Linked DNA regions of Mus musculus: region 1 is linked to region 2. The links are chromatin loops, found by intact Hi-C in ENCODE. Cell type or tissue: left cerebral cortex. All regions are shown on one strand. Links, peaks and the distances in the headings refer to the core of each region. The heading gives the core; the rest is flanking DNA. Region 1 holds the start of Ap2a1 (adaptor-related protein complex 2, alpha 1 subunit). Region 2 holds the start of Ptov1 (prostate tumor over expressed gene 1).

The links. A loop is a pair of places that touch in the nucleus more often than their neighbours do. Peaks named below come from ENCODE experiments on the same cell type or tissue, not always from the same donor. Only the 100,000 strongest peaks of a DNase experiment are listed, where the experiment ranks them.
Region 1: it touches region 2 in a loop (4-fold over the local background); 1 of 42 quality-filtered maps calls a loop at or near these places.

The regions. Positions count from the first base shown.
Region 1 is chr7:44,925,388-44,935,734 of GRCm38, reverse strand. It overlaps Ap2a1 (adaptor-related protein complex 2, alpha 1 subunit), which reads left to right and starts at 6,245. Exons shown (of 24, transcript NM_007458.2): 1 at 6,245-6,455. The coding sequence starts at 6,389. It also overlaps a transcript of Tsks not described here. In left cerebral cortex, for the core only: CTCF peaks have their summits at 4,157 (motif pointing left) and 5,976; a DNase peak (open chromatin) is centred at 5,991; H3K4me3 peaks cover 2,850 bases; H3K27ac peaks cover 2,697 bases.
Region 2 is chr7:44,863,962-44,874,308 of GRCm38, reverse strand. It overlaps Ptov1 (prostate tumor over expressed gene 1), which reads left to right and starts at 4,641. Exons shown (of 12, transcript NM_133949.2): 1 at 4,641-4,958; 2 at 6,797-6,934; 3 at 7,034-7,116; 4 at 7,192-7,249; 5 at 7,392-7,499; 6 at 8,682-8,837; 7 at 9,307-9,396; 8 at 9,474-9,547; 9 at 9,640-9,697; 10 at 9,822-9,926. The coding sequence starts at 4,788. It also overlaps a transcript of Pnkp not described here. In left cerebral cortex, for the core only: CTCF peaks have their summits at 2,375 (motif pointing left), 5,073, 5,276 and 7,753 (motif pointing right); DNase peaks (open chromatin) are centred at 4,347, 5,169, 5,695 and 7,858; H3K4me3 peaks cover 3,731 bases; H3K27ac peaks cover 4,083 bases.

The DNA.
Region 1 (10,347 bases), core at 1,088-9,087, 61 kb before region 2:
GCTGCTACTGTTTCCCTACATCAAAGGCAAAGCTGTGCCTGTGGAAAGAACAAAGGGTTTCAAAGTCCTAGAAAATGTGCGTCCTTGCAAACAATAGTTAGTGATCAGAGACCAGAATTGAAATTGCAAGTAAATGATATTGAAATAGAAGACTTGGTGGATACAGGAGCTGATCATCTCACAAAAACTTTGTAATTCAGAATTGCAACTTCAAAAGTTTTACCCAGTTCCTTTTTGTTTGTTTTTTTGTTTGTTTTGTTTTTTGAGACAGGGTTTCTCTGTGTAACCCTGGCTGTCCTAGAACTCACTTTGTAGACCAGGCTGGCCTCAAACTCAGAAATCCACCTGCCTCTGCCTCCCAAGTGCTGGGATTAAAGGTGTGCGCCACCACCGCCCGGCTTTATACCCAGTTCTTTTTTTTTTTAAATTAATTTATTATTATATGTAAGTACACTGTAGCTGTCTTCAGACACACCAGAGGAGGGCGTCAGATCTCATTACAGATGGTTGTGAGCCACCATGTGGTTGCTAGGATTTGAACTCAGGACCATGTGGTTGTCAGGATTTGAACTCAGGATCTTCAGAAGAGCAGTCAGAGTTCTTAAACACTGAGCCATTTCTCCAGCCCTATACCCAGTTCTTAAAAATTGGAGAGCTATCTCAGGTAAAACAAAGTGTGTGATGGGTTAAATGTGTGGGACTGGAAGGCCAAACAGAAAAGTTAAGACATTATGTGGTGTTGGAGAGATGGCTCACTGGCTAAGAGCACTGACTGTTCTTCCTAGAATTTCTGAGTTCAATTCTCAGCCACCACGTAGTGGCTCACAACCATCTATAATGAGATCTGATGCCCTCTTCTGGTATGTCTGAACACAGAGACTGTGTACTCACACACATTAAATAAATAAATAAAATCTTTTTTTAAAAAAGAAGACATTATGCGGTTGACATATCCACAGATATAAGGGGAAGGGATCTTTTACAACAGTGGGACACTGAGATTAACATTCCTGCAATCCCATGATGAAATAAGGGCTGACATGGTAGATGCTCCTGGAGAAGATATTGATATATGTCATCAAAAACCAATCCAGGCTGTGCCTGTGCCAATTGTCCAACACAGGACATGATAGAGACTGAGTTTCCAATTTATAATGGGGGTGGTACTAAAGTACCAAGGGCTCTACCCTTAAAACAGTTGACTGACAAACCTGTGTGGGTAGATCAGTGGCCCTTACCTAAGGAAAAATTACAGGCAATTGAACAGTTGGTACAAGAGCAGCTGGAGTCTCAACATATAGAAGAGTCTACCAACCCATGGAATCCCCCTGTATTTGTTACAAAAAAGAAATCATGGGAAAGGATAATGTGAACAGACTGAAGAGCAGTGAATAGGGTAAGCCAATCAATGGGTCTGTTACAGCCTGGGAGTCCTTTACTTTCTTTATTACCTAAGTCATGGCCTGTGATAGTAATTGATTTAATTTTTTTTTAACTATCTTCTTGCAAATGCAGGATAGGGAAATGTATGTATTCACAGTACCTTCCCATAATAATGCTCAACCTATAAAAAGATATGAGTGGAAAGTTTTCCCACAAGGAATGTTACATATTCCTATGTCAATATTTTATGTAACAACTGCTAGAAATAATTTGTAGGCAATTTCCTCAACCCATTATTTATCATTACATGGATAATATTTTGTTGGCTGATTATGTTGCAGATACTTTATTTATTTATTTGTTTGTTTGTTTGTTTGTTTTTCGAGACAGGGTTTCTCTGTATAGCCCTGGCTGTCCTGGAACTCACTCTGAGGCCAGGCTGGCTTCGAACTCAGAAATCTGCCTGCCTCTGCCTCCCAAGTGCTGGGACTAAAGGCGTGTTCCACCACCACCTAGCACCAATTTTCATTGGTTATCCATAGTCACATAATCTCAGCAGGTATTACAATTTCTGCCAGGTCTGTTCCCAACAATTGACATAGTCTTATTCTATCTACCCTGCTACAATAAGCAATCAGAAATTGAAACTATCCATTACATATCGCTCATATTCAGTCTCATACATGCTTGCCAGTTCTATTAGCACAAGGAAGTGAAGAGATTGGCTAATTATTAATAGGAAATGTATTAAAAGCCTCAAATTTGCCGGGTGGTGGTATTGCTTGCCTTTAGTCCCAGCACTTGGGAGGCAGAGGCAGGCGGATTTCTGAGTTCGAGGCCAGCCTGGTCTACAAAGTGAGTTCCAGGACAGCCAGGGCTATACAGAGAAACCCTGTCTCTAAAAACAAACAAACAAACAAAAAACAAAAAACAAAAGAAAAAGAAAAAAGAAGCCTCAAATTTTTATGAAAACCACCATGTTAACATCAAAAAGGTTTAAGGAAAAAAATTGTGTATCACTTAGCAACAAGCCAAAAAATTTATAAGAAAATGTCCTGCTTGTTCTTTGTACAACCAAACTCTATTACCTTTGAGAAGTAACCGTAGGGGTACCAAAAGAAATGAAATATAGAAGATGGTTGTGTTTCATTTTGCAGAATTTGGAAAACTAAAGTTTGGACACCATACCATTGCTACATACTCGGGATTTCAACGGGCGGCTGCTTTGTGTTCTGCAAAGGCTTGTTCTGTAATTGTCCTGGAAGCAATGGCTACTTATGGGTATACCTGTGCAAATCAAGAGTGGCAATGCCGTGCATCGGTTTCCAGTAAGGTGAAGTCATTTTTTGCATATTATAATATAGAGCACACTGCAGGTATACCACACAATCCTACAGGGCAAGCAGTTGTAGAAAGTTCTAATCATACCTTAAAAGAAATGCTTACAAAAGAAAAAGGAAGAATAGAGACTCCTAGAGATAGGGATAGATTAAATAGTGCTGTGTTAACTTTAAATTTCCTGAGTGTTAATGAGCAAGGAACAACAGCAGCCATGAGACTCTGGGCTATAGAAGAGCTGGAATTAGATCAGTCTATATACTCTAAGGATGTGTCAACATCAGACTGGAAGGGAAAGTTTTGCCTTTGGGATGCAGAATGTTTGTATCCATAGGCAACGAAAAGCTCTGGATACCATCAAAACTGACAAAGACTACAGCTGAGCAGGAGAGATTCCTGAAAACCTTGGCCACTGCTTTGAAAAGTGCTTGTTTCATTGAAAATGCCTCTGTTTAAAGTTACCTGTTACACACAGCCTAATTCATGGGTTAAAACAGAAAGGGAGAAAAGTAGAGAGAATTTTGGAACTTTGGTTTCTTAAAAACAAAACAAAACAAAACAGAAATATAAGAATTAAATTTTTTGTTTTAATGCTGGGTGCGGGATATGGATTGCTTCACATTGTCCACAGCAGCTGACTATGATTTGCCTCGTGCTGTTTCTGTGAGTGCATGATGTATGGAATTCTGGGGACTTTTTAGAGGGTATATAAATGCTAGGGCCTGAGAGCTAGTGTGGGTGGTTGGGGGGTTGTTGGTTGCTGTTGTTGTTCGTTATGGTTTGCTAAGTAGTCGGGTGCAAAGAAGAAATAAGAAGATGAAGTTAAATATCCTGATGACGAAAATCAAACTTGCTTCAAGAAACTTACGCCCTCTTTCCTACCCCTAACTTTATTCAGGAATTTTTTCCTTTCCTCTTTATCCTTTTTTTCTCTTGTCTTGTGGGCAGAAAAGTGGTGGAGAAGGGTGGAAGAAAGAAGAACTTACAAAGTAGCCAAAGACAGGCACCTCCTAGAGGAAGGATCTGTGACAGACTCTGACTGTGGAAGAGGCCAAGTCCATGGGGTCTCTTTCAAAGGGATGTGTTCTAGCCACTGATAGATAAAACTCAAGAGATTGGAGGGACCAAGTAGCCAGAAACCATTCCTTTCCGTTTGTTGAAGAAAACAGGTCTGGTTTCTCCAATGCTTACTCTAAGCTGTGCTTCCCACAGATGACACTGCTGGGTTTGGCAGAAGACAGTCTGAGTTCCTTCCCCTGATATTTGCTGCATTTCAGAAAGCTTTCGCTTTAGGTCTGGACTTAAAAATAAACCTGTGAGGGCTGGAGAGATGGCTCAGAGGTTAAGAGCACTGTCTGCTCTAACAGAGGTCCTGAGTTCAAATCCCAGTTCAACTCTCATCCATCATGAGATCTGGTGCCCTCTTCTGGCCTGCAGGCATACATGTAGGCAGAATGCTGTATACATAAAACAATAAACCTTAAAAACAACAACGACAACAACAACAAAACCAAAGCCAAAAGCCTGTGAACTGGGCATAGTGGCACACACCATTAATCCTAACCGTATGGAGTCAGAGGTGGGAGAATCTCTGTGATTCCAGGCCAGTCTGGTGTACATAGTGTGTCTCTGTTTCAAAACAAACAAGCAATATCAGAACAACAGCTACACAAACAGCCTGGACATGTAGGGGAACAATGAGGTTCCCATCTGTGTGTGAGGGGCCTGGAATTAAAGGCTTTTCTTTTCACCCAGAGCTCAATAACTCCTCTTGTCCTTACCAGGCTACAGGAGCAGAGAAGCAGCGAATAGGAAGATAGGCTAATTGGAGACAGACTTTGTATATATTCTTGCTACATTTTATGTCTCCTCTTCACATCCCTCCTAGGACGATTAGTCCAAACATCTCTTGCAAGCTGTATCCTTAAGTATTTTATGAAGTCTCTAATACTTAGAAACTCTTTAGGAAATAGACATCTGATTTTGTGACTTTTTTTTTTTTCCAGTGCTGAGGATTGAACTCAGCATTTGGATGTAATAGTCAAGTACTCGTCCACTGAAACAGGACTCAGTCCCTCACTGGGGGATTCAAGGCAGGAGGTTTATATCTGAGCCACACCCCAGCCCCTCACTGGGGAGTTCTAGGCAGAGGCTCTACCTCTGAGCCACACATACACCCATTCTCTCACTGGGGGATTAAACGTTACATCCTTAACCTTTTCTGTTTTTGAGACAGGGACTCTCCATGTAGTCCTGGCTATCCTGGAGCTGTTTACATAGATCAGGCTGGCCTCAAACTCACAGAACACTACCTTCTATTCACAAGGACTCAGTGCTGCCTCTTCCTAGGTCCCAGGACATAACTACCTTCTAGACCCATTCTGGGGGTGTCAAATTAGAAAAGCCTGTCAGGGGTGCCGTTTTGTTCATGGGGATAATAGACATGGACTCTCCCAAGTCCCTTTGCCCCAAATTTCTCAATAACCCCGGGCATTGGTGTTCTGGGGGCTTTGACTTCCCTGCAACTAGTGAACCATAGAACCTAGGGAGTCGGAAGCAAAACAAACTGACCCAGTCCTCAGCTGTGGCTTTAACTGGCTTTTCCTTGAGTGGTTCTCCAGAACTGATGGAGGAAGCAATTTTGATCTTATGACCATTATAGGCAGATTGTCTTCGGTACTGGGGTTTAGGGAGGAAAAAAGAGTAACCTATATTGAAAAATGTTTAAAAACCAAAATAGTAATCCCAGTTTTCCATTTTTGAGCTGTAGTCTTGGGGAAGCCACTCAATCTCTTTGGACCTCAGTGTCTATGGTAACAATCCTTAACCGGCAGTCCCTCCTCTCATGGATAAGAGGTTTGCAGACAAGTCAAATTTCCAGGCGTTGTTTTTAGGGAAGGGAATGCTCCCGAGGCCGGGGCTCGGGAGTGGAGACCGACTGGGAAGAGGGAGGCGCCTGCGTAGTGGACACCTCACGGTCTACCGCCTCGCCCAGCCCCTCTCTGCAGCAGGGAATTGCAGGCATCGCTCCACCTATCGCAGTTCAGCTAACTGACAGGGCTTCTTTCTCCTTCCTTCTCTACGGATCGTCGCCCTTTTGCCCGCCCCCCACAACCGCCCCTTCGAGGGCGGAAGTATGACGCTTCCGGCGAATCGGCAGAGCCTTGCGAAGAGCAATCTCCTCACCCATTGGTCTTCTTTTCCCGAAGTTCCGCCTCCTTCGGCCTCTTACATCCCGCCCTACTGGCGCGGAGCTGGTAGTCCATCCAATTAGCGTTGGTCTCGGCCGTTCAGGGGGCGGTCCCAGAGTGTGTCATCGAACTCCCCCGTCTCTAGGGCAACGCCCCCTGCCTCCCTGCTCCGAACGGAAATAGCCCGGTACTGCACCAATCATCACCTGGTGTCTTTACTATTTAGCCAATCAGAGAGAGAGGAGGGCGGGCGTTCTATTGTGAGCGGCAGGGCTCTCAGCTAACAAGTGGCGTACGTTCCCGGATGACAATCCGTAGGGGCGGGTCTGAGGCGGGGCGTCGGCCTGCAGCCAGCCCGCCGCTAGCCCGCCCTCCCCCGGCCGGCTCCTCGGCGCCGTCTGGGGTCCTTTCCGCCCGGTGCCGCCAGCCAGCCCCGCGCCCGTTCGGCCAGGCTTGGAGCCGAGCCCTCCGCCATCATGCCGGCTGTATCCAAAGGCGATGGCATGCGTGGGCTCGCCGTGTTCATCTCCGACATCCGGAACTGTGAGCTCATGACCGGGGCCCGGGGGTCACGCGGCGACCGGGCGGAGGGAGCAGGGAAGCGCGGGGGTGTCCTCCCGGGAAGGACCAGGATGGCGCGGGCGGACGTGGCGGGAGGAGGTGGAGGGAATAGGGCAACGGGTTAGGTAGGTCATTCAGTGCCATCTCGAGCCTAGATGGAGGAAATCAGGGACGCAGAAGAGATGGGAGGCGGGCAACCACCTAGGGCCAGGGGCCAGAAGTTGGGGAACTGCCCAGGAACCAGAGATGATATAATTGGGGACAGCAGAAAGACCAGATATAATAAAGTGGGAAGACAGCAGAGGGACTCGAGATGATAAAGTGTGTGTGTGTGTGTGGGGGGGGGGGGGGATCAGGGTAACCAGAGATGATGAAGTGGGGAGATACCAGAGGAATCAGAAATAGAAATGGGGTGACAGCAGAAGGATAGAGAAGATAAGGTGGGGGACAGCAGAGGGATCAGTGATGGAAGTGGGGAAACTGCAGAGGAAGCAGAGATGATAGGGTAGGAACAACACCATAGGGCCCCCAGATGATAAGGTGAGGACATAGCAGAGAAACTAGAGATGATAAGGTTGGGGGGACAGCAGAAGGACCAGAGATGAAGAGGTAAGGGACAGAGGACCAGAGGATGATGTATGAAAAGACTCTACATGGAAGATTGTGTAAAAGACATGGAAGGCACCAGGTGTACTTGTGCAGGCCTTTAATCCTACTACCTCTGAGACACAGGTAGGCTGATGATCTCTGTGAGTCCATGACAGCCAGGGTTACACAGAGAGACCCTGTCTGAAACAGCTAACGTCCCCCTAATCCCCCACCCCCAAACAAGGACAGCATTGAAGAGGCTACATGTAAAAAATAAGGGACTATAGTATAAAGTCTTGGGGAACCTAAGATACCAGCAGGCTCTGGGAAGGTATCACAGAGTGAGTGTTTATGATGGAAGCAAGGTATCTTAATGCTCTGTGAGAAGAGCTCTATCAAGCTGGGGGAGGGGAAGTTTGTACCCTGAGGAAGGGAACAAGGCAGGCCTGGATCCAAGCCTTTTTTGGCTTATTACAGCAATATGAGGACCATAGTCCCTTCTAGGAAGGGTTGTAACAATGGCCTGGCCTGGCTGCTGGTCAGCTCTCAACTCCAGGGAGTAGATGCTCTGTGTGGAGCTGTCAGGACCCTTCAGAGGGTCCATGAGTAGATGTGGTCAGCCAGAGCTGGCTTTGTGTTACAGAACTCTGTCACTGGGTGACCTTGAACGAGGGACCTCACCTCTCAGTTTATTCCTGTCAGGAGAGGCTGCTGATGGCTTCTTAATGAGGGGTGGCTGGGCTGATGTGGGGTGAGGTCCTAGGCCAGGTCCTTGTAGCTGCTGTTGGCATTGGCTAACATCTAAAGAAGGACTCCTCCAAGCTGCTCGGGGGCGGGGGGGGGGGGATGTTGAGTTCAGTAGGTGTCAGCAAAAGGACAGTGGGAAGCTGTGTGCTCCCTTACCTGGGAGATGCTTCAGACCCGGTGAAAAGAGGCGGAGCTAGGAAGGGTTGTAGACTTTGGCATGGGTATCTGTTAAAAATGGGTGTGGTTTATCTGTTAACTACTGATGGGTGACCCTCTGCACCCCACTTAGTCCCTTTGGCTACCTCCATTTCTAATAGGATGTCACCCGCGGAGATAAGATGACTTGTTTATATGATGAATACTATTTGATTCCTCCTGTATAAAAGTCCCTATTTGAGACACTGGGCTTACAGCTCTGTAGAATTGCTAGCCTTGGAGCTGGGGCTGGTGTCCAGCAGTAGAGCATATGTGCCCAGCATCTCAGTGAAGGGCTGAGGGCATAGCTTGATGATAGAGCATCTACCTAGGATGAACAAGGTCCTGGGTTCCATCCCTAGCACCACAAAGACAAAACCAAAACAAAACAAAAAAACCCCAAAACTTCATGTTGTTTGGGCATCTGTTCCTTAAGAGAGATAGAGTAGCAGAAGGGAACACAGGCTGGTCTGCCATGGCTGGCCCTGTGGACAGTATCAGGACTGGAAAGGTCGTAAGTCCTGGGTGTGAGAGGAGCAGGGTCCATGCAGGGAGGTAAAGTGTTCAGAGGTGTTGCAGTTGGAGCATGCTTAGGCCAAGTACATGCAAGCATTGTACCTGAGTGAGGACTGAGGAGACATGGAGGCTGAAGGGCTCTGAGCACCACTGTAGCTTTTCCGTGGCTAAACTGAGAGCTATAGGATGCTTTTGAGCAGAGGCAGGAGGTGATTCACTGGATTCCTCTAGAACCAGGCATGGTGGGGCTGAAAGGAGGCTGGTGAGTCTCAGGTTAGCTTAGACAAGACCATGCATCAAGGAGAAAGTCTAAACTGTTGAATGATTGCTCTGTCTGCAGTGTGAAGTTAGGATGGCAGTGGGGAACCAAAGCAACGGTAGCACAGACCTCTAGGGCAAGTGTGAGAACAGGACTGCTCAGATGGGAGCAGAAGCAAGGGGCTGGAGTTGCACACTGTCAGAGTAGCATTTGGAAGGCCACAGCACCAGGATGGTGAGTTTAAGGACAGTCTGGGCGCCATAGCAAGACTTGGCTCAAAAAAACAAAACAAAACAGAAACCAACCCCAAGGGGGCTGGAGAGGTGGCTCAGCAGTTAAAAATACTTGCAGAGAACCAACGTTTGGTTCCCACATCAGTTGGCTTAGAAATGCCTGTAACTCTAGCTCTGTGGGACTTCACACCGTCTTATGGTCTCCAAGGGCATGCACATTCACATACTTAGTCCTACACATGAATAATCCAAACGAAATAAAGGGATTGGTCAGGCTTTAGGGCAGTTTTGAAGGATTGGCAAAGAGAATTTCTGTTGGGTTTGGGGAAGGAAAGGTACCGCGCTGTAGGACCCTAGAGAAGAGCCGGGGGAGATGATACCTCTGGCAGGGCAGGGCTGTCCTCACAGATGAGGACAGCTGTCTTTGTGGCTTGATACAAGTCAGGCAAGAAATGCAAACAGAACCCCGACTAGAGCGCAGGCCTGTCATGCCAGCTATTCCAGAGACTGAGACAGGGGGACTTCAAGTCCACAGTCAGCCTGGGCCTGACTGCATAGCTCAGGAGGTAGAGACACTTGCTGCCAACCTGACATGGGTTCAGATCCTGGAATCGCATGGTGGAAGGAGAGAACCGACTCCTACAGTTGTCCTCTGACTGCTACAAGCATACCATGGTATTTGCACCCACACACATGCATACATATATGTAATAAATATATTAATAACAATTTTAAAAAACCACCTTGTGTTATAGAGAAGTTCAAAACCAGCTCGAGCAACTTAAAATGAGAAGTAGGGCCTGAGCCAAGTAGTGGTGGTGCACACATTTAATCACAGCACTGAGGCAGAGACAGGCAGATCTGTGAGTATAAGGCCAGCCTTGTTTACAGAGCCAGTTCCAGGACCAAGGTGACTACACATAGAAACCCTGTAGGGTCTAGAGGATAGTGTAGTAGGTGAGTCCACTGGCTGCTCCTCCAGAGAATCTGGCTTTGATTCCCAGTATCGAATGGCAGCTCACAGCCATCTGCAACTTAAGTTCCAGGGGACACCATCTGGCCTCAGTAGGTACTGCACACACAGACACACACGCAGGTAAAACACCCCATACACATACATATACCAGCAGTGTTAGCACACGCCTTTAGTCCCAGCACTTGGATGGCAGAGGCAGGCAGATGTCTGTGAGTTTGAGACCAGCCAGGTCTACATAATGAGTTCCAGGACAGCCAAGGCTATGTAATGAGACCCTGTCTCAAAAAAAAAAAAAAAGAGGCTAAAAAGAGGCTAGTGCGTAGTTGAAAGGTAGAGTGCGTTTCTAGACTGTTGACTCCA
Region 2 (10,347 bases), core at 680-8,679:
GCAGGTACATTCCCTCCATGAGGATGTGTGTAAAGTGGTTCAAAAACACCTGGCCCAAGGGGCTTTGGAAGGGACAGAGGCGTGGCCAGCAGCAGCATGGGACTCCTGTTACTGTCAGCTCAAGGTGGAAGGCCATTAAGCCGAGACCGAGATCCAGGGTGGATTCTTTTGTTTACCATTGTGTCTTTTTCATTCTTCTTCTTCTTTTTTTTTTAAGATTTATGTATATGCATACACTGTAGCTGTCTTCAGACACACCAGAAAAGGGCATAAGATCCCATTATAGATGGTTGTGAGCCATCATGTGGTTGCTGGGAATTGAACTCAGGACCTCTGGAAGAGCAGTCAGTGCTCTTAACTGCTGTGCCATCTCTCCAGCCCGTCTGTCTTTGTTTTGTTTTGGTTTTTTTGGTTGTGTGCCAAGATGCATGTGGAGGTCAGAGGGCTTCGGGGTCTCTAACTTGGGTCCTCAGGCTTGGCAGCCGGCACCTTTACCAGCTGGGTCAAACAGCCAGCCTCCCCTGAAGAACCCTTTAACAGTTTAATGAGACGTCAGGGTTTCATGCTGAATAAAGGGAGACTGAGCTGGCCATGGTGATGCTGGCTTGCAATTACACTTGGGAGGATGAGATCTTGTCTTAAAGGAACAGAAGAATGAGGCCCACGAGGACCGAGTCTTCCTAGGTCTTTGTTTAGGGTTTTGATTAGAACAGTGAGGCTGTTAGGACTCCTGAGGGCTGGAGCAGGGGGGGCTGAGGAGATTTGAACCAGGCTTTTCTCCTCAGTGCTGTTGTTGAGGGGTGCTCACACACAGGTTAATGGGGGAGCCCTGGGGTACCTACAATTCCTTATCTTCTGGTGGAGTCTTTAAATCCAGGCTGTGTTCTAGCGGAAAGCTGGCCATGCCCGTCTTTGCTCCTTGTCCCTCATGGCCATTGCTACACGGACAGAATGACCCAGATCATGTTTACACACAACACACATTCTTTGTGATCTTATCTACTCTTGTTCACCCAGGACTGCACAATTTCCATGGTGAGACCCCTTTTTTCTTTTGAGACCTTTTTTCTTTCTAATGTAGTCTAGACTGGCCTCGGAACTCTCTATGTAGCAGAGGACGACCTTGAACTAATCTTCCTGCCCGGACTCCTCAAGTGCTGGGATTAGAAGCCTGCACAACCCCTCTGATTCTGTGGTGCTCACACAGAACCAAGGGCTCCCTGCAAGCCGGTTAAGCACTCAGCCACCCGGTTTCCAGCCTGCCCTGCCGCGAGGTGGTTCTGTTTGTGTGGTTAGAAGATAACTTAGAGTCCTAATGTTTTGGCTATTACAGCTCAGGTCATGTCAGATTTGGGCAGCAAAGTCTGCTTCATTCTGCTGAGCCACCTCACTGCACGCTCTCTGCTTTGCCTGTTATTTGAGTCAGGATTTCTCTGGGTAACCCTTTCTGGCTATCCTGGAAAACAATCAAGACCAGGCTGGCCTTGAACTCTGAGCTCTCCCCCACCCCCTGCCTCCTTAGTGATTACAAGGTGTGTGCCACTATGTTGCTCTTCTCTGCTACTTTGTGGGTTCTTCCTTTAACCTCTCTCCATCCTTTCTATTCCAGCTTTTCAACCCCTTACCACTAGACAGGAGAGAGAAAAGGGAAAAGATCCCTGAATAAAGTTAGGGGTCATAAAGGGATTAGCATAGCATCTGTAGAGTACTTCCTGCTAATTAGGCACCTCAAGTTCCTTGGGACAAGTTTGATCTTTGCTATCTGGACATCTCTTTATTTGTTGTTTTTGTTTTTTGTTCTTTGTTTTTGTTTGTTTTGAGACAGGGTTTCTCGGTTTAGCCCTGACTGTCCTGGAACTCACTCTGTAGACCGACCAGGCTGGCCTCGAACTCAGAAATCCGCCTGCCTTTGCCTCCCAAGTGCTAGGATTAAAGGTATGTGCCACCACGCCTGGCTAGGACATCTGCTTTCTTGTTGCTCTTTGAATATGACTACTTAACAAACTGTACCCAACAGCCCACTCTGCCTCTTGGGGTCGTAGCACTTACAGACCCTCTGAAAAGTCATCAGAATTCCAAACAGCACACAATCACATAAACTAGCTGCAGATGGCAAAACCGTGCCTCTGCTAGAGCAGGAATCGAATCATAGCTGCTGTGAACAGTCTGAAGCAGCCCCTTATCCCACACCTGGGTTTAAAACAAAACATAGTATTAGTGTTAAAAAAAAAAAATCTTGGGCTGGAGAGATGGCTCAGCGGTTAAGAGCACTGCCTGCTCTTCTGAAGGTTCTGAGTTCAAATCCCAGCAACCACATGGTGGCTTACAACCATCCCTAATGAGATCTGATGCCCTCTTCTGGTGTATCTGAAAACAGCTACAGTGTGCCTACATATAATAAATTTAAAAAAAAAATCCCAAAATTGTAACTACACCATTACACCTGATTTTCTCTTGCTTTCTTTTAATTATTTTAAATGTTTCCTTTATGTTTATGGGTGTTTTGCCTGAATGTATGTCTGTATGTGCTTGGTGCCTGTAGAGGCCCAAAGAGGGCATCTGATCCCTTGGCACTGGAATCATACATATTTGTGAAGCTGCCACTGGGTACTTGGAATACAACTTGGATCCTCTGGAAGAGCAGTGTTCTTAATTGCTGAGCCGTCTTTGCAGCACCTCCCATTTTTGAGACAGTCTGTCAAATGTTTAGCCCTGCCTGTCCACAAACTTGCAAGGATTATAAAATCTGTAGTAGGTCTGGAAGGTGGTGGTACATGCTTTTAATTCTAGCACTTGGGCAGGGGCAGGTGGCTGTGAGTTCAAGGCCAGCCTGGTCTACAGAGCAAGTTCTAGCCAGAACTACACAGACAAACTCTGTCATGAAAAACAAAAGAAACTGCTTGCCCTTGACAGTTGTGAAGTCCTGGCTTTGTTCTTCACCCTTTATCTCTGTCGCCCTGCAAAACCCTTTGGGCTCAGCTTCAAAATCAGTTGTTGCCACTGCTGCCATCAACTTCATTTGCAGCCAACCTGCTCCACTAGTGGGCTTTGGGCTCTGCCTGGATTCCTTACTGTTGTTGCTATGGAGACTTTTATGTAGACCAGGCTGGCTTCAATCTCATGAAGTTGGTGTGACCCTTTTCCCTTACCTTTTTTTTTTTTTTTTTTTTTGGTTGGTTGGTTTTTCGAGACAGGGTTTCTCTGTGTAGCCCTGGCTGTCCTGGAACTCACTCTGTAGACCAGGCTGGCTTCAAACTCAGAAATCCGCCTGTCTCTGCCTCCCGAGTGCTGGGATTAAAGGCGTGTGCCATCACGCCCGGCTTCCCGTACCTTTTAATTAATGCCTAGTGTCACTACTCAATCTCTATTATTATTGTTTATTAATTATGAGACAAGGCTGTCGTATTAAGTCAGTTGCCCAATCAGGTTTTGAGCTCACTTTGAAGTGCAAGCAGACTCTGAATTATGTGCACATGTGACACAGGACTTGTGTGGGGCTCAGGGAGCACTTTGTAAGGGTCTCTTTGCTCCTCCCACCATAGGGTTTAGGGAAATTGAACCCAGGTTGTCAGGCTTGGTGGCAGACAAGGACCAGGTGACCTCTCTTGCTGCTCACCTTCCAGTTTAGCTTTTTAAATCAATTATAAAACACGAGATTTTTAAAAAGCCAGCCTACTGCCAGGACATTTGCTCCAGGTGACAGGCATCATAGCTTGGGTGTGCTGTCAGGGGCCTGATATAATTTGGTTAAAGTAGTGTATGAATCAGCAAGGAAGAACAAAGTATAGTCCAAATAGGTTTTCTAGTTTAAAAGAAGGCAGGAGGGAACTTCTCGCATGCAAGAGGCTATAAATTCAAACCTCAGCACCCTATATATAGTTTAACAGCCACGTGTAGTAGTGCACACCCAATTAAAGGTGAAGACAGAAGGCTTAGGAGTTCGAGGTCAGCCTGGGTGCATAAGCTAACACTGCGTAAACACAACGCCACTTACATCGAGCGCAGATAATCTAAGGCTGGATAGTATCACAGGTTAAAAACAAACGGAAGCAAGAAATGCCACTGCACAGTCCTTTCAGATCAAGAACGTGATCTGGGTAAGGCAACTGCTAGAAGGCCCAAGCAACAGTGGGCAGACCCTGGACAAATGGGCCAGCAGCTATGCTGGTCACGCCCAGGCTGCGAGAGACCCGCTGGAAGTTGTAGTCTTTTAGCCACCTTGCCACGTCACCGCCTCCAAGAGGCAAGAACGCCTGGTTCCTACATCTACCCCTCAGTCTGGTGGTAGGTTCCGTCGCGCCACCCATTATCCTGTCTACCGCCTTCTGTCCCTCCAGCAGTGAGGACTTGGTATTGTCTCACCAGCTCGAACTCTTGTAGCACAGTTTCTCTCTTGTCATTTCCAAGTCTGAAACCCTCCCTCCCTGACCTTCTTGGTTTGCTCCAGCCACACCCCCTTACAGTCCTCCATCCCTGTTTGTCAGCGCTGGCTCCCCAGCTCCATAGTCTGTTGGTTAGCGCCGGCTCCTCCTCTCCCCGGCGTTGGTCCCGGCTCTCCCTCTTCTTCCACGTTGGTAGGCGCCAGCCCACCCCCCCCGCATCTCCCCCCAGCTTCGCGTTGGTTGGCGCCGGGCTCCCCTGTTCGCTGCAGTGGTTCGGCCGCGGCGACCCCTCAGCGGCGCGTCCCCCGCCGCGGTCCCGCTCCGCTTCTCCCCGAAGCCGCGCGCCCGCGCCTGTCGGTCGGCGGACCCGCAGCCCCCCGTGAGGCCCACGGCCTCCCACCCGCCATGGTCCGCCCGCGCCGTGCCCCGCACCGCTCCGGCGCCGGGGGCCCCCTCGGAGGTCGTGGCCGGCCACCGCGGCCCCTGGTCGTCCGCGCCGTGCGCTCACGTTCCTGGCCTGGCGGTCCTCGAGGCCCGCAGCCACCGCGGATCCGGGCTCGTTCGGCCCCTCCCATGGTGAGTCCCACGGCCTGTTTCCAGAGCCTTCCACGCACGCCCCGCCCCGCCACCCCTCCCCTGGCGGGCGCCTTTGTCCGCAGCGCCCACGGGCCTCCCGCGGGAGGGCGCACCCAGGGGTCCGGGATCAGTCCTTGATCGGCTCTGGGCGCTCCCCTTTGTTGCGCGGCGGGCTGGGCGGGGGGCGGGGTACGGAGGCGGGGCGGGTTCGAATTACTGCTGACTGCGCGGCCGGCTGCACACGCGCGCGGGGGGCGCCTGGGGTGCACGCTTGTTTTTCCAATTGCAAAGTTGGTCCTCGGCCTCCGGGTCTGGAAATGCGCGAAGCGGCCGGTGGAGGAGCCCGGCGCTTACACGCGCGCCCAGCTGTTGCTCGCGGGGGCGTTGTCCCCCGGGGCCAGATGGCGATTGTGGACAGTCCCTCTATTTGCATACCCGCCCGCCCCGCAGCTAGCCCAGACCTTAAGCCTTAAGATAAAGCTTAAGGTAAATATTCAGCTCTGTAAGTTCGTGGGGTTGTCACCTTTTTGTCCACTCAGTAAACGTGCGCGCACTTTCTAGAAACATTGAGATTTTCTTGGGGCAACAAAATTGCCCCCATTGTGATGGTGGACTCGTGGCCACACCTGCGCATGCTTGGCCAGCGGTAAGCTATTCCCTGGCGTGGTACTGACCACTTCAGACTTCTGACGACGTTGTTCTCCGAGGAGCTGAGGCGGGTCTGTCGCCTGGATCACCTGAGGAACGCAGACACACCCCTCGCTGTAGTACAGCCTAGGCTTGAAGTTTTCTCTTGGTGTTGGGAGCCCTTCCTGGGGTCCTCATATGTGTCCCTTTTCTACAAATGTGACTTGGCTCTGGCCATGCAGTGCGCAAACAGCAAATCAGGCATGCGTAAACACGAACTTGGCGCTTAGTGGGCTTCATGTTCCTAGTTTGTTTCCCTGCTGTTGTGGGCATACAGGTGTTTTTGGGTGCAGGCAAACACACAAGCCTCTTAATGGTTATCCCTCACCCCGCACTTGAATAGTTTTGGATTTTGTTTAGGTTCCTAAGTGTGTTTGCCTGATTTTCACCGACTGTGTGGTGGTGTACATGCTGACACTTGTAGTGTCTCACTGCACACCCAGCCCAGGCAGCCAGTGTGCGGATTTGCTGTAATCCTGAGGGCTTGGGTCTGCAGAACCATCAGGAAGGCCCCTCAGCAGTGAAGACCTAGGCTCTTCTGCTACTTAAGTCACCGGGAGAACTTTCTGGTTTGTCATCACACCGGGTATAAAGGACTCACGAGCTTTAGCAGAGAGCAGAGATGCGTTGGTGACAATCAGAAGGGTCTCTGGCCTGGAGTGTGTCTAGTCTGGTTAGAGACTGGCCCAGGAGACCGACTGGTCTTTTGGAAATGTTTTGGCCGGAAAAAGAGTTTAGTTTGCACCCTGGGGTGGAGGAGGGGACACGTGGCCATGTTTGGCACCACTGTTCAGCATGCATTCAGGTAAACGTTTTGGTTCAGGTAGACTCTAGCTTCCTTAGGATTCCCCCCTCCCCCGCCCCCCAATTGTCCTCCAGGGTGTTCTATTTACTTGGTTTCTGGTTGCTGCCACATTGCGGTCCTCAGTGAAGGCTATCCTTTGTGGGAGGCTCCTCTTAGGGGTGATGCTGCCCACAGTTTTCTGACAGATTGATCTGAAGGTCAAGCTTTGAGGTCTGGCCTGCTGGGGAAGGCGTCAGGACCGGAAGTGTGTGCCCAGGGACTTGAGTCTGGACCTGAGGGTGACCCCTCCAGGATGTGCGGAAACGCCTAACCTGGAATGACCTAGGAATTCTCCCCTCTGCTGCAGGAGGGTGCTCGAGTCTTTGGAGCCCTGGGGCCTATCGGGCCCTCTTCACCTGGGCTGACTCTTGGGGGCCTCGCAGTGAACGAGCACCGGCTCAGCAACAAACTGCTGGCCTGGAGTGGCGTGCTGGAGTGGCAGGAGGTGAGGCTGGCTGGGCCACCCAAATCTCTGAGTGGGTGGAAGGCATGGGGGGGAGGGGCCCGGGCACTTTGCTGAGTCTCCCCACCCGCCCACCCGCAGAAGCGTAGACCCTTCTCGGACTCCACAGCCAAGCTGAAACGCACCCTGCCCTGCCAGGCCTATGTGAACCAGGGCGAGAACCTGTGAGTGTGGGAGTGGGCAGAGCCTGGGGCGGCCTAGGATGCAGGGCATGGCTTCTGATGCACCCCCTACTGCAGGGAGACGGACCAGTGGCCCCAGAAGTTGATCATGCAGCTCATCCCACAGCAGCTGCTGGTGAGATTAGTGGGGCTCTGCCCCCCCCAAACCCTGGCCCCACCCATGTATCCCAAGTCCTGCCCCCAGAGCCAAACTTCCACCCCAGAATCTCCCCCACCCTTGCCTCACGGTGATCACTGGCTCCACTTGTCATCCACAGACCACACTGGGTCCCCTGTTCCGAAACTCTCAGCTGGCCCAGTTCCACTTCACCAACAGAGACTGTGACTCCCTCAAGGGCCTCTGCCGCATCATGGGCAATGGCTTCGTGAGTGGGAGTGGGGGACAGTGTGGGGGGGGGAACCTAGTTCTGTCCTGTAGTGGGAGGCTTCCCGTCCCTCTCCGAGTGGTCATTTCCAGGACGTTGGTGGGTGGGACTGTAATGGAATCAGCACACAAGCCTATGTGGTGGCCAGAGCGCATGCTGCCCTTGTGTCCTGCTGGGAAGTGGAACCCAGCAGGCTTTGCTTCTCAGGGCCCCATGTGTGGGGTGGTGGTGTCGTCTGGTAGCCAGCCTCTACTTCTGTGGAGCCAGTGTGAGGTCACTGGACTGCAGCAGGTGGCGGTATAGGGTGAGAGGAAGTCACCGGCCCATGCATGCAGACGACTGGACTCCAGGCTCAACCCCTGCTCTGCCTTGGGCTGGTCTACTCCTCCTACTTGGCAGCCTCCAAGGACTTGTCCCTTTTCTGGGCCCCACAGACGTAGCATGGCTGCAACCTCGTGCCAGCAGCAGCTCTTCCGGAGTAGTATCCCAGAGCTGGGCCCAGGGTCTGGAGAATCAGTCCAAAAGGCTGGCCTGCTAGGTAGAGGTGCTTCTGTATCCTGGCAGGACAGGCTAGCCTACAAATGCTGTCTTCCCACTGAAGAGGGCCTGGCACCTTAGCTACTGTTAGGTAGTCATAGCTGTCCCTATGTATGCTGTTGGAGTGTCTTACAGATGGGGAAACTGGGCTCCTAAGTGGCTTGCCTTGGGTGGCACAGCAGCCTGGCCTACCACCTACTCTTTAAAAATTTGAGGATTTTTTTTCTTTTTTAAATGGTATGTGTGTATCATGTGTGCCTGGTGCCGCAGAGCCCAGAAGAGGCTGTCAGATCCCATGGGATTGAATGCAAGGTTGTGAATTGCCATGTGGGTGGGTACCAAACCTTGGTCGTCCAAAGGGAGCAGCCAGTTCTCACTCCCAAGCCTTCTCTTCAGCCCTCTGGAGCTGCTCTAAGCCAGTAGCAGGGCTGGGGTTGGTAGAGAAGGAAGGGACACAGCCATACAGGGTCCTTGGCTCACACCTATCCCTGCCTTAGAAAGTCATCAGGTGCTTAGGTGGCCAAGAGCAGCTCACCTGCTCTGGGGCAAGCCTTGCTTGTGTTTTGGTGAGTCGGGGCCTCCCCAGGCAGTAAGATGTTGAGTGTGGAGGCCCAGGCCGCTGACCTGCAGCCCTGTCCCCCACAGGCAGGCTGCATGCTCTTCCCCCACATTTCTCCTTGCGAGGTGCGCGTGCTCATGCTCCTGTACTCGTCTAAGAAGAAGATCTTCATGGGCCTCATCCCCTACGACCAGAGCGGCTTCGTCAACGCCATACGACAGGTCATCACCACCCGCAAACAGGTGTGCCAGCTGAGGGTAGCCTGCTCCTGCTCCTACCCTTGGTAGACCCACTGCCTCCCACTGGTGTGGAATGTGGCATCAAGGCTGAGTTGGCGCCTGGGGAGGAGCTGTGACGAGGCAGTGCCATACCCAAATGGGCTCGAGGGAAACATAGCTTTATAGGCTTCAGAGGGGCAGAACTAGAGGGTGGGGCCTGGGTGTAGAGGCAGGGCAGGAGTGGGGTGGCAGGTTTGGCAAGAGGCCCAGAGTCTCTGGAGGGTCACAGTGTTGATGACATCTTTCTTAGAAACCTGTTACTTGCTTAGGCAGCTGTGGTCCTCTGTACCACCTGGGGGATGGGACTTGTCTCGGGCCACTTGAGAGCACAGAATGCAGGCAGGGAAGGTGGGGTTTGAAGTCATGGCTGCAGCTGGCTAGTGGGGAATTGTGAGTGAAAGCTGCTGACCGCATGGTGGTTTCCTGTCCATAGGCCGTGGGCCCCGGGGGTGTACACTCTGGACCTGTTCAGATTGTCAACAACAAATTCTTGGCATGGAGTGGTGTCATGGAGTGGCAGGAGGTGAGCTGCCGGGGGCTGTGTGGGCTGTTGGCCCTAAGCTGCCCTCCCCTGAAGTGCCTTCTCGCTCTGCCCCAAAGCCCAGGCCTGAGCCCAACAGCCGGTCCAAGAGGTGGCTGCCATCCCACGTCTATGTGAACCAAGGGGAGATCCTGTGAGTGCCGGGGTGCCGCCGGGTGGGCGCATTGGCAGTGCCGGCCCCCTGGGGGAGGACTGCTGACTGATGCCTGCTGTCTTGTGTGGCAGGAGAACAGACCAGTGGCCTCGGAGGCTCTTCATGCAGCTCATTCCGCAGCAGTTGCTGGTGAGGGGTCAGGGGATGCCAGGCTGGGGGTGGGCCAAAGACCCTGTGGTGGGCTGGTGCAGAGGGCTGCCTGGCTTCCCCAGCAAGCTAGGGTTCCATAAAGAAGCCCTTGGCCTTCCCCCAGACCACCCTCGTGCCACTGTTCCGGAATTCACGCCTGGTACAGTTCCACTTCACTAAGGACATGGAGACTCTGAAGAGCCTTTGCCGGATCATGGACAATGGCTTCGTGAGTGGAGGGCAGCAGCCAAGGAGACAGACTAATGCAGCTGCTTGTGGAAGCTGTGGTGGGGCCTCTGCCACACCTATGCAGCTAGGATGTCCTGTACCCTTATACCCCAGGGCCTCCTGTGTGTTTGCATGCACCATCCCACCCGGTCCTCATGCCCGGAGTATGGCCTCCACTGGAGAACTGAGGCAGCGGGCTTGTCAGTCCTTGGAGACACTTGCTGTACCAGATAGGCCCCAGTGGAGAGGGCCCTGCCCGAGAGGCAGACTACTAACCGACGCACAGTTCAGCTTGGCCCAGAATTCCCAGGGAACTTAGGAGGCCTGGAGCCCCCAAGATCTAGATCCACCAGCTCTGGGGCTTCAGTTTCCCTGTCAGTAGGTGAACCCAGAGCTGGAGGTAGTGAGGCACCTCAGGACCT